Regions from separate parts of the Mus musculus genome. Here region 1 is linked to region 2. The links are chromatin contacts, found by Hi-C or POLR2A ChIA-PET in ENCODE. All regions are on one chromosome and are shown on one strand. The core of a region is the stretch at or near the end of the contact, and the rest is flanking DNA. Distances in the headings are between cores, read along the strand shown. Region 1 holds the start of Mif4gd (MIF4G domain containing). Region 2 holds the start of Nup85 (nucleoporin 85).

Region 1 (7,779 bases), core at 2,404-4,903, 49 kb before region 2:
GTTCGGGAGTTATCAGCAAGACCTTTACATATCCCCTGGACCTCATCAAGAAGCGCCTGCAGGTGGGCGGGTTCGAACATGCCCGGTCTGCCTTTGGCCAGGTAAGCCGTCCTATGCCACTGGATCATGAGGGAACTGGCGGTAGTGACCCTGTCCCTGCTGTGGTCTTCTGTAGCTTTATTTCTGTGCATAAACACACCTGCACATTTTTACAAAAACAAGGTTAGCTTGGTGGTGGTGATGGTGCATACTTTTAATCCCAGCACTTGGAAGACAAAAGCAAGAAGATCGCTAATTTTGAGGCCAGCTTGGTCTATAGAGCAAGTTCTAGGACAACCAGTGCTACACATGGAAACCCTGTCTCAGAAAAAAAAAAATTAAAAATAAGGTTACACAATGCTAGGTTTTGTAACCTTATTTTTCTATCTACCAAGGTGTCCCAAAGAGAGCATTTGAATTTAGTCTGGGAGAAATGGCAAGAGCCCAGGACAAAGGCCCTTTTCCTCACAGAAACTAGTGCGATCTGGCTGGCTGGAGGGAGGGAGGGGCGCTCATGGGGCGCTCGTGGAGGGCCAGCGTGAGCCAAATGTTGAAATGCTTTGAATACTAGCCAGACTTGAACTTGAGGCTGGATGGTGTCCTTGGCGCATAACACAGGGAGGGGCTTGGGGACATAGGCCAGGCTAGAGGTGGGCACCAGTCAGGGAAGATCTAGTGATGGCCTATTCAGACCTGCTGCCCAAGGGGAGCAGGATAATGAGTTGGAGACTCCAAGATGGGCCAGAGCTATCACTGCACAAGGGAAGGAAACCAGTCAGGCACTTCCTTACCAGGAAGGAGCTCTTGCTCTCCAGCTGCCGACCCCAGGCCCTTCCTCAGTTAGCAGCATGCATTAGAAAGAGTGAGGAGCTCCCTCCTCCAGGGCCTCCTTCATCCATCCGCAGGCAGTTACAGGAGCTGCCTTGTCCCGGGTGGGCAGTCGTGGTTTAGGTCCCTGCTTCCTCCTCAGCCTCCACCTTCCTCTCTCCAGGTGCGGAGCTACAGGGGCCTCCTGGACCTCACCCAGCAGGTACTACAGGAAGAAGGCACCCGGGGCTTCTTCAAGGGCCTGTCCCCCAGCCTGATGAAGGCTGCACTCTCCACTGGCTTCATGTTCTTCTGGTACGAGCTCTTCTGTAACCTCTTCCACTGCATAAGGAGGGAAGACAGATAGTTGTGAGGCAGGAGGGGCCTAAGGAGGGGCCCGACAAGACTTGGCTCTGAGCTCATACTGAACAATGGCTGCTGCCTGGTTGGCCTTCCAGGCCAGCTGCCGGGAGCATGAAGTCATCCGGAGCTGAAGGCAGAAGGACGCAAGGGCCTTCGCTGAACAGAAGGAAGAGAGAAGGGGGTGCTTGCACTGTAAAAAGAAGGCCTAGGTGGAGGAACCTGGTGCGCATGCGTCTCACCTCCGACCAGCCCAATCCAGAAGGAACTGGCCATCCTTTTTTGCAGTCCTGGCTTTGGGGAGAATGCTCCTAGTCCTGATAGGACCACACTGGAGTGCAGACGGGGCCGGGCTCTTTGCACAGTTCTAACCTATACAACTTGGTCTGCTCCTCCTACCAACTTATTTAATAGACATTAAAGTAAAACACGCATTCCTTGTGTCACTCCTATAGCTTAGGAACACATCCCATCTGAGGGAGGATGATGGGGGAGGGGCCTTTCTGGCTTGCAGCCCTGAGGTAGCCATGCTTGTCAGCTTAGGGGGAGAACCCTGTCATGTGGGTAGCTTCTGAACTCCCAGGCCCAAGCCTTTGTGCCTGTGAGGCTCCACAACAGGTCAGGGAGGAAACTGAGACAGAGGCGGTGAAGGGCAGACAGGAGTGGCTCCTCTCCTTCCCCTCCCACTGGAGTGCAGGGGCCATCACCAGCTCTGCACGCATGCTGCACACCATGTCCTCTAATCCCAGATGGGCCTCAGGCCCAGGGCATGGGATGTCCGACAGCCTGGTGAGGTGTGGTGGGCGCTGTAGGCAGAGCCAGGGATGCAGATGAAGAGGGAGCTTCCTGTTCACGAGAAGAATCACATGACTGCTGTCTTTCCCATGCTCGAGCCTAGTGGTGGGGTTGGTCTAAAGAAGGAAGGGAGGAGAGACTTCTTGACTTTGTGGGATTCCAGCCCCTGCCATAACTTGGATTGTAATGCCTGCTGGGAATGGCCCTGATCGTGAAAACTGGGGCTCTGCCCTGCCTGTCAGTTCCACTCTCCCCTCTGTGGTCCACTGTAGCCCTCCCCTAGTGGTTCACTTTTCTGATCTTGGCTCCTGATTCTGAAGACCCAGGGTCACTTGGGAGGGCTTCTGAGATGGGTGGCCCGTTGGCTTCCTGGGCTTGGAGCAGCAGAAGTGTTTTGTGACCCTATTGCTGGAGAGATGTGAATAAATTTATATACCAGAGGAGAAGCTGACTGCAGACCATTGTAAGGATACTACTTGTTTCTTCTACTGCTATGATAAACACCATGACCAAAAAGCAAGTTGGAGAGGGAAGGGTTTATTCAGCTTACACTTCCACATCACTGTTCATCACCAAAGGAAGTCAGGACAGGAACTCAAGCAGGGCAGGAACCTGGAGCCAGGAGCTGGAGGTCATGGAGGGAGCTGCTTACTGGCTTGCTCAGCCTGGACCATCAGTCCAAGGATGGCACCATCCACAATGGGCTGGGCCCTTCCCCATCAATGACTAATTACAAAAGTGCTCCACAGGCAGTAGGAGTTTATGGAGGCATTTTCTTAGTTGAGGCTCCCTCCTTTCAAATGACTTTAGTTTGTGTCAACTTGACATAAAACTATCCAGCACATTACCAAAGTCCAATTGGGAGTTACAGGAGCAGAAATGACTCAAAGACAGGGACATTACCCAAAGCTCAGCCTAGCATTGCTGAACTCATGAAAGCTGGGATCATGGAGCACAGTGCAGTCTGCAGGCAGCCCAACAGATTGGAGAGACCTCCAGGCAGCTCAGTTGGTCCCAGCCTATCTTCAGGTCAACTGGAGCAGTCTCAAGAGTACACTGGGCAGCCCAGCTCAAGCTGCTGTTTCCACAGGGTGTGCTAGCTCGAGCCTTTTTAGGCCACTTAGCTCGTCTGAGTGCAATTCGGCAATCCTCGCTGCTTTTACATTCTTAGTAGGGAGGGGCTTCCAGGAGCCTGTGAGTTGTTCACTTCCCCTACTTAAAACATCCTGTGTCTTAATGCGCCTCCCTGCGTGGTGGGATGTTGTTTCTCCTTTATCTTAACCTGGAAGATTCAGGGTCGGCTGTCTGATTTTTTTTTTTTTTAAGAAGTCTTATCGACGTAAATTCCGTGCTCCTCATTTCCCCGCCCTCAGGAGCTTCTCGAGCTTTTTGGTACTATCACCCTGAGCGCTGTGGCAAACTCTTAAAGCAGCTGAGAGCTTTGGCTCCTGGTCCCTCGTGCGCAGCAGTGTTGCTCCCGATTCCCCCTAGGAAAGACCCAGGGCCCTTTATCTTGGCTGCTCCTTTGGTTTAAAACTTATTTTACAGTGAGTGGCAGGAGAGGGAGTTGCCAGAGTGTGCCCCAGCCCTTGCACTCCGCTTTAACCGGCCAAACCCCAGAAGACTACGCCCCTCCCCCCGAATAGGCCACGCCTTCCCGAAGCTCCTCCCACGCTGCCCGGCCGGGGAGAGTCTGACCTAGTTCACCTGAGCGGGGCAAGGGATATGGTGACCCCGGCGCGGGGTGCGACCTGGCAAGACCAACAACTTCACGCAAAACGCAGGGAGGGTCCGGCCCAGCGCTCGGAGGCTTTCGTGGTCAGAAACAAGGCGGAGGTGCGCCGGGTGGGAAGGGGACAGGGGCCGGTGAGCTTTCAGCGCGCGACGGTGGCGGTGTCGCAGTTGTCGGGTGCCGATCCGTCTCCGCGCCAAGCGAGGGAGCGGCCCGGGGCGGCGGCGGGGTGCGGAGGCGAGGGCGAGTCGTGGCCGGTAGGCGGCGCTAGCGAGTCGCCCTGGCGCCGCCGCCGCCGCCGCCGCCGCCGCGCGGTACCACGCCGGGCGCGCGCCGCGCGGCGCCCCAGACGCAGGCGCGGGCCAGCCCTGGCCCAACGGCTGCAGGGGTGGACGGACTGGAAACGCTGGGAGAGAGGGGCTCGGAGCCCTGCTGGTATCAGGATCTGCGGCTTGGACTGAGCCAGCGTCCTCCGTGCTAGACGATAAAGGCGAGCCTGACGTTTACACCCAGTTCAGTATTTGCACCCCGAAATTTACCCTGATACTGACTGTATCAGATCCCAGATCTGGGATAACTCAGATCCCGCTGGGACCGTAGGTGAATTCCCGCTTCACTTCTCAGATGTAACCCCAGAAGCCTGGGTTTCCTTCAGCTGAGCAGCAGGTGGCCACTTGGTGCTCAACTACTCCACCCGAAGCCAAGTTTGGTGGGCACTCAGCCAAGCACTGAACGCGACAGAAAGTCCAGTTCCACCCGTCCCAAGGCCTGGTCTGCCCGGCCCAGTGCCTACAGGGCTAGAATCGGGAGCTTTGTGATTCACCCTTGAAGCCTCAACCGTCTTTGCTTCTCAGGTGCTGTCCTTAGTTTCAGGCCAGTGAAAACCTGCCGGGCTTAGACCGTCATGAGCGAGGCCAGTAGAGATGATTATAAAATCCAGTCTTTTGATGCAGAGACGCAGCAGCTGCTGAAGACCGCGCTCAAAGGTGAGCCTCCCACCCACCACTTATTTTGTGTCAAGTTGACATAAAACTATCCAGCACGCTACCAGAGTCCGACTTGAGGTTCCCATGCATATTCCATTTGGGTAAGAGCCGCACTGGGGGCTGAAGCCCAGAGCCAGGCAGTGCCCAAGCCCTTCTTGGCTCTCAGAAAGTAAGTCACAACCTAATTCTCACCACATTTAAGCCAGTAGATTGGAGAATGAATCACAGAGTTAGATCTAAGATCATAAAGCCTTTAAGTACCCATGAAAGAGAACACTGCTTTCTCTTTAAAGGCTTTGCATTTGGTGCAGTCAGCACCCTTGAATGTACAGAGATGCCTGGTTTGGAGAATCAGCCTGGCAGAGGGGATATGTAATTGCCTGGCCCTTCCGTTGTAACACTCACGACAGAAGTTTGACAGGACAATTAGCAATTGCCGTCATGTGCTAAGCTAAACATTTTGGAGACGTCTCCATGCCTGTAATCCCAGCAGATTACAGAGGTAGGAGAATTAGCACAAATTCAAGGCCAAATTGCTCAACACAGACTGTGCCTGTGGGAGGAGAGATGGCCCAGTGATTTAGAGCATTTGCGTGCTGTTCTCCTTTAACCCCAGCAAGCAGGAGGCACGATAGCTGGCTACACAGTGAGATGCTGTCACCAAAACAAAACACAACAGAAAGCCATAAAGAACACTTGACTTGCAGAGGACCTTGAGAGGTTCAAGACCATTGATAGCTCAGTTCTCAGGATCCCGTGCTATCCTCTATCTCCGGCAAACACATGGCATGCATATATACATGTAAGAAAATATTCATACATATGACATGAATGAACCTAAAAAAAAAATTACATGGTGAGCTTGAGGCCAGCCAGAGCAAAACAAGACTATCTCAAAAAAAAAAAAAAAAAAAAAAAGTAGAAGCCTTGGCATTCAGTGTACGCCATCAAGGCAGTGCTAGAAAATAAAAGACGTGTAGCCTAAGAAACTACACTTGTGCTTTGGTCTCCTGCAGCCTCCTAATCTTACAGTCATTGATTTATTGGCACAGGATCTCTCCCTGGCTGGCCTACATCTCTCCCTGGCCTGCCTCTTCTACCTAAGTATTGGGATAAAAGGTTTACACCATTCCATGCAGAGTACAAATTGTTTTTTTATAAAGTTTTTTTTTAAAGGTTATTTATTATATGTAAGTACATTGTCACTGTCTTGAGACACACCAGAAGAGGGAGTCAGATCTCGTTAAGGATAGTTGTGAGCTACCATGTGGTTGCTGGGATTTGAACTCAGGACCTCCAGAAGAGCAGTCAGTATTCTTAACCACTGAGCCATCTCTCCAGCCCACAAATTGTTTTTTGTTTGTTCATGTGTATACCTACTTGTCTGCTTGTGAACCACACATATACTGTGCCTGTGGAGGCAAAGGAGGATGGCCAAGCCTCTGGAACTGAAGTTCTAGGCGCCTGTGAACAGCCAGCGTAGAAGGTGGGAATCAAACCTGGGCTCTCTGCAAAGCAAGTGCTCTTACCCACTGAGGCATTGTCTTATCTATTTCCTGATTGGGCAGCCGGGGTCCTGACAGTGAAAGCTGCCCTGCTCTCACTCAGCACGGTTATAACCACCTTCTCCGGAGAATATGTTTTTCTTGGTTTGGTTTGGTTGCTTTGTCTCTAGCCTTTGGTCCACACATAGTAGGCATAGTGCTTGTTCCCTAAATTACGCCCTTTATGCCCTCAACTTTAAAGATAGGATCTCACTAAGTAGGTCTGGCTGACCTGGAACTTGCTATGTAGACCAGGCTGGCCTGTCTCTACCTCTCAGGTCATAGGATTATAGGTGTGCGCCTCAATCCAGCTCCCTTCTTTTGAAACCCAGTCACATGTAGCCCAGGCTCTCCTGGAACTCTGTCTTTAGGCAAGGGTAGCCCTAATGTCTTGCTTCTACCTTGAGTGCCTTCCTGCTGGTTTTCCCTTCATCTCTTAAGCATGTGGTGGGGGCTTGCCCTATTTATTACAAATACCTCCAGTCCTGGGGTGTGGTAGTGTTTGACTTCAATCCCAGTACTCAGGCTGCAGTCAGAGTCAGGTGGGTTTCTGTGGGTTTGAGAACTGGTCTACAGAGTGTGCCAGGCCAGCCAGGGCTACACGGAGAGACCCCCTCTCAAAGAAAAACAAACCCCACTTCAATCCTTAGCAGACAGAGGCAAATGTGATTAAGCAGGCGGCTGTAGACTCCCCTCCTGTCTCTTGCCAGATCCAGGTGCTGTGGACTTAGAGAGAGTAGCCAACGTGATTGTGGACCATTCTCTGCAGGACTGTGTATTCAGCAAGGAAGCAGGACGCATGTGCTACGCCATCATTCAGGTTGTGGGGGCGGGCAGAGAGGGAGGCTGCCCTGAGGATGCCACCTTAGGGTCAGGCACAGGCTGGCCAGCGCCCTGCTTATCACCCTCTCTTCGGCTCACAGGCAGAGAGTAAGCAAGCGGGCCAGAGCGTCTTCCGCCGTGGGCTCCTCAACCGGCTGCAGAAGGAGTATGATGCGCGGGAGCAGCTCCGAGCATGCTCCCTGCAGGGCTGGGTCTGCTATGTCACCTTTATCTGCAACATCTTTGACTACCTGAGGGTGAGGCAAGGGAAGTCACCTGCGCAGCAGTGAAGGCCTGTGTCCCAAGGCCAAGGCTGATTTGCTCCCTCCTGACTGCAGCTCCCACCAATGCAGCTCCCCCCGCCGCCTTTGCTCTCCCCACAGGTGAACAACATGCCCATGATGGCCCTGGTTAACCCTGTCTATGACTGTCTCTTCCAGCTGGCCCAGCCTGAGAGTCTGAGCAGGGAAGAGGAGGTGAGTGACTGTTGACAGGGCTGTGGAGCCCAGCCATGGAGGGCACTGCTCCTCAGCCAGGTGCTCGGCAGGGACAGCTAAGGCCTGTAGGCATCACTAGACAAACTACAGTGGCTGGAATTTATCCAGCACATAGAGGCCAAGGCTTCACTATTGGAGCCTTGTACTAGGAATGGCAAAAGCTGTGGCCAGCTGTGGGCACAGATGGCCCAGAAATC
Region 2 (7,768 bases), core at 3,551-6,050:
CAACAACCGAAAAAGCAAAGCCCAACCTAAGATGCTTTAGGAAGATGAACGTCCCCCACCCCACCCCACCCCCCTCCATCACCCCTTGTTCCAGGGGGAGAGCATACTGTGCCCATCAGAGAAAGCCTATTTTCCCTGTTCATGAGTTAGAAAAGCTCTGGGGTCTCACTGAGGAAAGAGTCCTAGATGTCGCCTTCTAGTCCTGCTGAGTTATAACCACATGCTGCTTGACAACAATTCTGAGTTCATGAGACCAAGCAGTAGTCCTAGAAGCTCGGTTCTCCATCTCAAGTGACAACTCACAAACACCATGTGTTAGGACTCATCTTTTCCACAAGCAATGAAAACCCTGAGTTCCCATGGGCTAAAACCTTGACCAACACTTTCAAAGCCATACTTGCCATCCCAAAGAGCTGCTGATCTACCTGAAAAGGAGAGCCCTCCTGCAACAGGGACCACAAAGCCACCACCCTACGCACTAACACGATGTTGCCAATACAATGAAAGCAGCTACACCTTACCTGGCTGCTGAACTGCCGGCCACTGGCTGGATCTTTAGCAGCAACTAGCAGAATACAAAACACCTTAAGTCAATCAACCTGCACTGAATGTAGCTCATCTCCTAAGCCCTCAGAAGCCCCATACGGTTTTTGCCTTGGTTTCTTTTACCACCCACCCATTTTCATGTGAAACGCTTATGGATCACACATTAAAACAAGGACCTATTATGAACTGCACAGCAGCCTCCTTAAAGGCCTCTGGAGAAAACAGCACCAGATAACGTACTTCAAACACACACAGGGTCCTTACTTGCAACCTGATGCATTTCTTCCATACAGGCCCGTATGACTGAACGGTAATTTTTACTCACTCGAACCAATCTACAAAAAAAATGAAATGACATACAAGATGACATGGAACCGTATCTTGATGCTAGAAAGAGAGAAATCAAAAGACAGGAGACGGGCTGCAACATCAATTCCAGGAGCTCTGAGTGCTCTGGCCTCCAGTACATATAAACTCATGTGGTCACACCATACCACACAACAAACAAACAGCTTTGTCACAGTGGTTTTAAAGTGCGTACTACTGTTGGAAAGGACCAGAGTTCAGTACCCAGCACCCTTATCAGATGGCTCACAACTGGCTGCAATTCTGGTTCTAAGAAACCCAATGTCATCTTCTGATTCCCACAGGTACCTGCACCAATATGCACCTACACATACATGGTTAAAATAAGTCTGGACTGCAAAGACGGCTCAGGTTAAAAGCACTACTGTTGTAATCAAGCCTGTGGCGTATTTTCTCAGTTGATAACTGATATGGGAGGTGCCATCCGAAGCTGGCGGTCCTGGCTGCTGTAAGAAAGCAGACCGAGGGGCTGCAGAGATGGCTCAGTGGTTAAGAGCTCTGACTGTTTTTCCAGAGGTCCTGAGTTCAATTCCCAGCATCCACGTGGTGGCTCAAAACCATCTGTAATGGGATCTGATGCACTCTTCTGGTGTGTCTGAAGAAATAAATCTTTTTAAAAAAAAAACAAGAAAGAAAGAAAGCAGACTGAGCAAGCCACGACAGTATGGCAGTGTGCAGGGCTCCTCCACGGCTTCTGCATCAATTTCTGCTAAAATTCAGTGCTCGATGCTCCAAGCACTGAATTACCACAAGCCTGGTAATCGTGTCTGTAACCCTGAGCTTGAGAAGTAGAGGCAAGAGGACCAGAAACTCAAGGATACACACGTATTTGAGCACATACATAGCCTGGGCTACACAAGTCAGCAGAGTGCATGCCAGGTGTATGAAACCCAGTTTCACCCTCATCTACTTACTGAGCTCAAGGAACGAGCACAACAACAACAACAAAAAAGAGTGAATAATAGGAAAGAAAAAAAACAAACCGTAGCCTGGAGGGCTGGCCCAGTATCACGGCTCAGCAGCTGGGCACTCAAAGGCAGCTCGAGCTCCGCCACCCCAAAAGGAAGCAAAAAAACCAAATCCTGATTCCTTGTCAAAAACACAAGCTTGAGAAGCAAGTCTTTCTTTTCCATTTGCCTTGTCTGCTGACGCCTGTATTTCTTTCATATTAAGACAGGGTCTCGCTTCTGCAGCTCTGGGCGGCCTGGAACTCACTCTGCTGACTACCAGCTCTTAAAGATCTGTCAGCCTCGTTTTTAACTCTTTCAAGAGTGAGATCTAATTCAAGGGCTTCTCTGTCTGAGTCTTCCTTTCACCATATTTATATTATTTTTATTTTGGTCGGTGGTGGTGTTCAAGGGACACATACAAATGAAGTAGGAATCCAAAAGGAAGAGTTGATACATATATATCAAGCCAGTAAGTCTTCCAACAGCATTTACACAATGCACAACTACACCCTAAGAAGATACACAGGAGAACAGGAACCCCGAGGTGCCCCGGCACTCACAAGGATAAGGACGCCTCCCTCTCACGACTTCACTGCAGCCTCAGCACCCACCACTTACTGAGCTTTCCTGGACTTCCCCGACAGTTCTTCCTCAATTTTTTGCAGGCCAACAAAGATTCCATGGGATTCATTGAAGAGTTTTCTCAAAATTTGAGAGTAAACATCCACATCTTTCCGTATGATGTAGATAAAAGGGCAGCTCGGCACCTTCTCTGATTTGCCTGTAACAAAACAGGAAAAAAAGTAACTCAACATCTACCATTTTCCCCAAAAGAGAAAAACATCCCAGTACTTCTAATTCTCTAATTACAAAGCCCGGCTGAGCCTGGGGCACATGTCCACTTTCTCCACCGGTGGGAATGAGACGGGAGGATTAAAACTCAAGGGAAGACTAGTGCACACAGTCGGCCAAGCAAACCAGGTTTACGCCAAAAGAAAAAAAGATTTGTCTTCATCTGGTCTGTGTAGGCTGAGATTACAATACAAGCAGGCAGCACAACACAGACTTCTTTTTTGGTGATATTGATGATCTAATTAAGGACACTGCCCATGCTAAAGAAGTTATCACTGAGCCACTGAGTGATAGCCTACATCCTTGGTTTTTGAGAATGGGTCTGGCAACATATCCCAGGCAGCTGGGGACTCTCTATTCCCCCCGCCAACTCTTCTGCACAGTAGAAAATCTAAGGTTGCAAGCGAGCGTTGCCTGAACCCAGGACTTTGCCTTCAGCTGAGGCAGTCTAACTCACTTCTTTGGGCTTGTTTTTGTTGGGTTTCTCAAGACAAGATTTCTCTGTGTAGCCCTGGTTGACCTAAAACTCATTCTGTAGATCAGGCAGGCTGTGAACTCACAGAACCACCTGCCTCTCTGTCTCCTGAGTGCTGGGATTAAAAGGTGCGTATCTCCACACCTGGGCTATATGGGTCGTTTCTAAAGGTTAATTATAGGAAGGGGGCTGAAGAGATGGTTTGGCGTCTAAGACAACTGGCTGAAATTTCCTGCCTTTAATCCTAACACTCAGGAAAAAAGAGCAAGTAATTTCTGAGTTCAAAGCCAGCTTGGTCTAAACCAAGTACCAGGACAGCCAGGCTACACGGAGAAACCATCTCAAAAAACCAAAACCAAACAAGAAGTACACAGGCAGCTCTTCCAGAAGACCTAAGTTCAACTCCCAACACCCCATATGGCAACTCACATAAATATAGAGTTCTAGTTCCTAGAATCCAATGATCTCATTTGGCCTCTGCGGCACCAAGCACGGAGTGGTGCACAGTTATGCACGTAGACAAAATGCCCATACACAGACTATAAAATTTAAAAATTACTTAATGTCAAGTGTTGAACCACACACCTCAAGTCCCAGCACTCTGGAAGTCGAGGGAAGAAGATGTAGAATTCAAACCTACACAAAGATTGCACAAAGACAAGCCCACTAGGACTACATAGGGGCAACTTGTCTCAAAATAGCAAAAAAACAAAGTTTCAAAAATAAAAATATTGCCAAATAACTCCAGTTTCCTGCCTCAGAGAGTCAACCAATGTGCCAAGACAGATGTGAAAAAGAACTGCCTACCTGTTTGGTTGAAGGAAGTTTCACACAGAAGCATCTCGCCGGGGCCCCAGTCAAAACACATTTGCTTCTTCTTGGAATTCACACCTGGAATCCACTAGTAAGACATAAGGAGGCACAGGAGCTGTTAGCCCTACAACTGTCCATTCAACTTCCAAGTGTAACTGCGAACACCATACACCAGGCGAACAGCCTAGGTCGTATCCAATGATGCTGTGCACATATTCAGACATATACACACTTAAAAAAACATTTTCTAGGTGCAAGAGGAATAGAATACAACGCGACAGAAACTAGTCTATTGTCTCCCGTGAGAACAAATTATGCATTTATTAAGCCTCGGACTAGGACAGCAGGACAGGGAAAGGCCAACTCATCCCTTGGAGTGACCATGTGGGGCTTACACCAATCTCATTCTAACGCCCAAGGGGGGAAAACTAGAGAAGCAGAAAGGTTATAAAAACAAGGGTGATGCAGTGGGGTTTCCGCGAGCCGGCCAGTATTCACAGGACCTAGGGACCACTATTGCCATAACCTAGTTCCCAGTTAACCTGACATTCGGGATGGTGGCAACTGTGTCCAGGGAAGAAGCGTGCGTCCCGCATGTAGGGAGGCAGCCTGAAATGACCAAAGAAACGTAACCCTCACAGTGCAACAAGCCAAGCCACTCCACTCCGATCGCCCTTACAGTTACTGCGGGCTCGCAGTCGAGCTCCTCCATAGCGCCGTGCCCCCCGCGGCTGGGACCCTGCCGCGCGGCCGCTTCTCTGCGCTCAGGCCTCCCGCTCACAGACAGCTGCCAAAGAGGACCCCCTCCAGGGCGGCTTGCGCAGCGCCTGCAGACCTTAGCGCAACAGATCCCTTCGTCTTAGCCAAACACAGCCCCTTGAAGCCTTTCACACATGTTCCACTATTCTAACCTATACAACACATCATGAAAACGGCTCTAGGGCCCACGGGTCCTCAAGGAATGTTCCCAGTAGATCAGGCGGCGCCACAGACAGTCCCACACTAGGTGAGGGAAAGGTCCCCGGAGATGGCGGGAGAGGCGGTGGCTGGGAGGGTGTGCGCATGCGCAGAAGCGTGCTGGCGCATCTATTTCGATTGGAGAGCTACTCCGTCTCTGTAATCCTACTTTATCTCTTAGCGGTAGTTGTGATCCCTCCCTCCTGGTCTGTTATTAGAATATTCTCAGTCCCTTTTCCGAACTCCGACCAGTATAATGCGCTTATTTTGGAATTAGTCTCGGACACATGACATCCGTAAACAACGGGACTTCAATCTTTTATGTACTGGCAACTTTTCTTTCTTTAGGATTATTCTGAACTATTTCTACCTTAAATTGGTGGTCATACATGACTTGGAAGTAGGGCATAGTAACATAAGCCGGAAGATGCAGCACTTGGGAAGTAGAGACTGAAAAATCGGGAGTTCAGAACCAGCCTTAGCTACATGGCAAGGTTGAGCTCGCATCGGGGCTAACTGAGACCCAGACTCAAAAACCAAACTCCCACAAACTTTAAGGAAATAAAGGAAAACCTTTCTGTCAAATTTTTATCCAAATCCTAATCATCAGTGATTTAGGGAGCTAGAGTGTTGGCTCAGTGGTTAAGAGCATACGCTGTTCTTCCCGGGGAACCTGGATCAATTCAAAGCACTCACATACATGTGGAACAGTCCCAGGCAATCTGATGCCCTCTTCTGGCCTCTGTGGAACCAGGCACACACATGTAGTACACAGACATACACAAAACACCAGTATATATACAATAAAATAAATTTTATAATTAACTTTTTAAAAAAGATTGCATGTATGTGAGTAAACTGTCACTGTCTTCAGACACACCAGAAGAGGTCATCAAATCCCATTACAGATGGTTGGGAGCCACCATGTGGTTGCTGGGAATTGAACTCAGGACCTCTGGAAGAGCAGTCAGTGCTCTTAACTGCTGAGCCATCTCACCAGCCCTTAGTCTGTCTGTCTTTATTTTTTTGTTTGTTTGTTGGTTGGGTTTTTTTTTTTCTGTTTTGTGTGTGTGTGTGTGTGTGTGTGTGTGTGTGTGTGTTTGTTTTTCGATACAGGGTTTCTCTGTATAGCCCTATGCCTCCCTAGTGCTGGGTTTAAAGGCGTGTGCCACCACACCCGGCAAGCCCTTAGTTTTTCAAGACAGGGTTTCTCTTTGTAGCTTTGGCTGTCTTTGAACCTAATCTGTAGACCAAGCTGGCCTCAAAGTCAGAGATCTGTCTGCCTCTGCCTCTGGAGTGCTGGGGTTACAGACCTGTGCTACCACCACCCAGTGACAATATTTATTTATTTATTAAAATTATTTATTTTAGGTATGTGAGTACACTGTCTTGAGAACACCAGAAGAGGGCATCAAATTCCTTTACAGATTATTATGAGCCACCATGTGGTTGCTGGGAATTGAACTCAGGACATCTAGAAGAGCAGTCAGTGCTTCTAACTGGTGAGCCATCTCTCCAGCCCCCTTGTTTTTATTTTTCTGTCCGTTGGTTTTTCCTACATGATGTCTGTGTGAGGATGTCAGAAGCCATGGATCTGGAGTTACAGACAGTTGTGAGCTGCCATATGAGTGCTGATGATTGAACCCTGGCCCTTTAGAAGAACAGCCAGTACTCATATGTGTTGAGCTATCTCTCTAGCCTCAAATATGTTTTTTTTATTTTATGTATATGAGTACACTGTAACTATCTTCAGACATACCAAAAGACAGCATCAGGTCCAATTACAGGTGGTTGTGAGCCACCATGTGGTTGCTGGGAATAGAACTCAATTCTCTGAAAGAATAGTCAATGCTCTTAACCACTAAGCTATCTCTCCAGCCCTACCAACAATTTTTTTTTACTGTTTTAACAATTCTTTTTTTATTATTAGATATTTTCTTCATTTACATTTCCAAAGCTATCCCAAACCTCCCCCACACACACCCACTCCCACTTCTTGGCCCTGGCGTTCCCCTGTACTGAGGCATATAAAGTTTGCAAGACCAAGGGGCTTCTCTTTCCAATGATGGCCAACTAGGACATCTTCTGATACATATGCAGCTAGAGACACAAGCTCTGAGGAGTACTGGTTAGTTCATATTTTTGCTCCACCTATAGGGCTGCAGATCCCTTTAGCTCCTTGGGTACTTTCTCTAGCTCCTCCATTGGGGGCCCTGTGAGACATCCAATAGCTGACTGTGATCATCCACTTCTGTGTTTGCTAGGCCACGGCAGTGCCTCACAAGAGACAGTTATATCAGGGTCCTTTCAACAAAATCTTGATGCAATGGTGCCAACAATATTTTTTAAGGAGAAAAGAAAAAAACTTAACATTTTCCCAAGTAAAAGTAGTGATTAAAGCCGGTCATGGTGGCACACACCTTTAATCCCAGCACTCGGGAGGCAGAGGCAGGCAGATTTCTGAGTTCAAGGCCAGCCTGGTCTACAGAGTGAGTTGCCAGGGCTATACAGAGAAACCCTGTCTCGAAAAAAAAAAAAAAAGTAGTGATTAACTGAGCTTGGTAGCTCATGTTTCTAATCCCAGCATTTGGATCTCTGAGGCAGAAGGATAATAAGTTCAAGGCCAGCCTGGGCTATATCACAGACCCTGTCTCCTCAACAAAATGTACCTATGATACCAGTAGCATAATTTGTAACAAAAGATGGTAAGACAACAGTCATTAGCCCAGCCCTCACTATGTAACCCAGACAAGCTTCAAATTCACACTTGTCCTCCTGTCTCAGCCTACAAAACATTTCTTTGTCAGAT

The links. A loop is a pair of places that touch in the nucleus more often than their neighbours do. ChIA-PET counts read pairs that join two places held with the same protein, here RNA polymerase II (POLR2A).
Region 1: a map of v-Abl transformed pro-B cells shows a loop between it and region 2 (2.3-fold over the local background). The contact joins the promoter of Mif4gd here to the promoter of Nup85 in region 2. A Hi-C loop is called at or near these places in 4 of 37 maps with a recorded cell type or tissue (gastrocnemius, heart and v-Abl transformed pro-B cells). POLR2A ChIA-PET finds 5 or more read pairs at or near these places in 4 of 5 experiments (Patski and embryonic stem cell).

The regions. Positions count from the first base shown.
Region 1 is chr11:115,608,843-115,616,621 of GRCm38, reverse strand. Mif4gd (MIF4G domain containing) reads left to right here and starts at 3,653. Exons shown (of 6, transcript NM_001243584.1): 1 at 3,653-3,837; 2 at 4,588-4,719; 3 at 6,974-7,083; 4 at 7,187-7,342; 5 at 7,469-7,561. The coding sequence starts at 4,638. Slc25a19 (solute carrier family 25 (mitochondrial thiamine pyrophosphate carrier), member 19) reads left to right here. Exons shown (of 7, transcript NM_026071.3): 6 at 1-101; 7 at 1,031-2,441. The coding sequence ends at 1,213.
Region 2 is chr11:115,561,476-115,569,243 of GRCm38, reverse strand. It overlaps Nup85 (nucleoporin 85), which reads right to left and starts at 4,800. Exons shown (of 19, transcript NM_001002929.4): 1 at 4,682-4,800; 2 at 3,997-4,090; 3 at 2,481-2,643; 4 at 811-881; 5 at 522-565. The coding sequence starts at 4,714.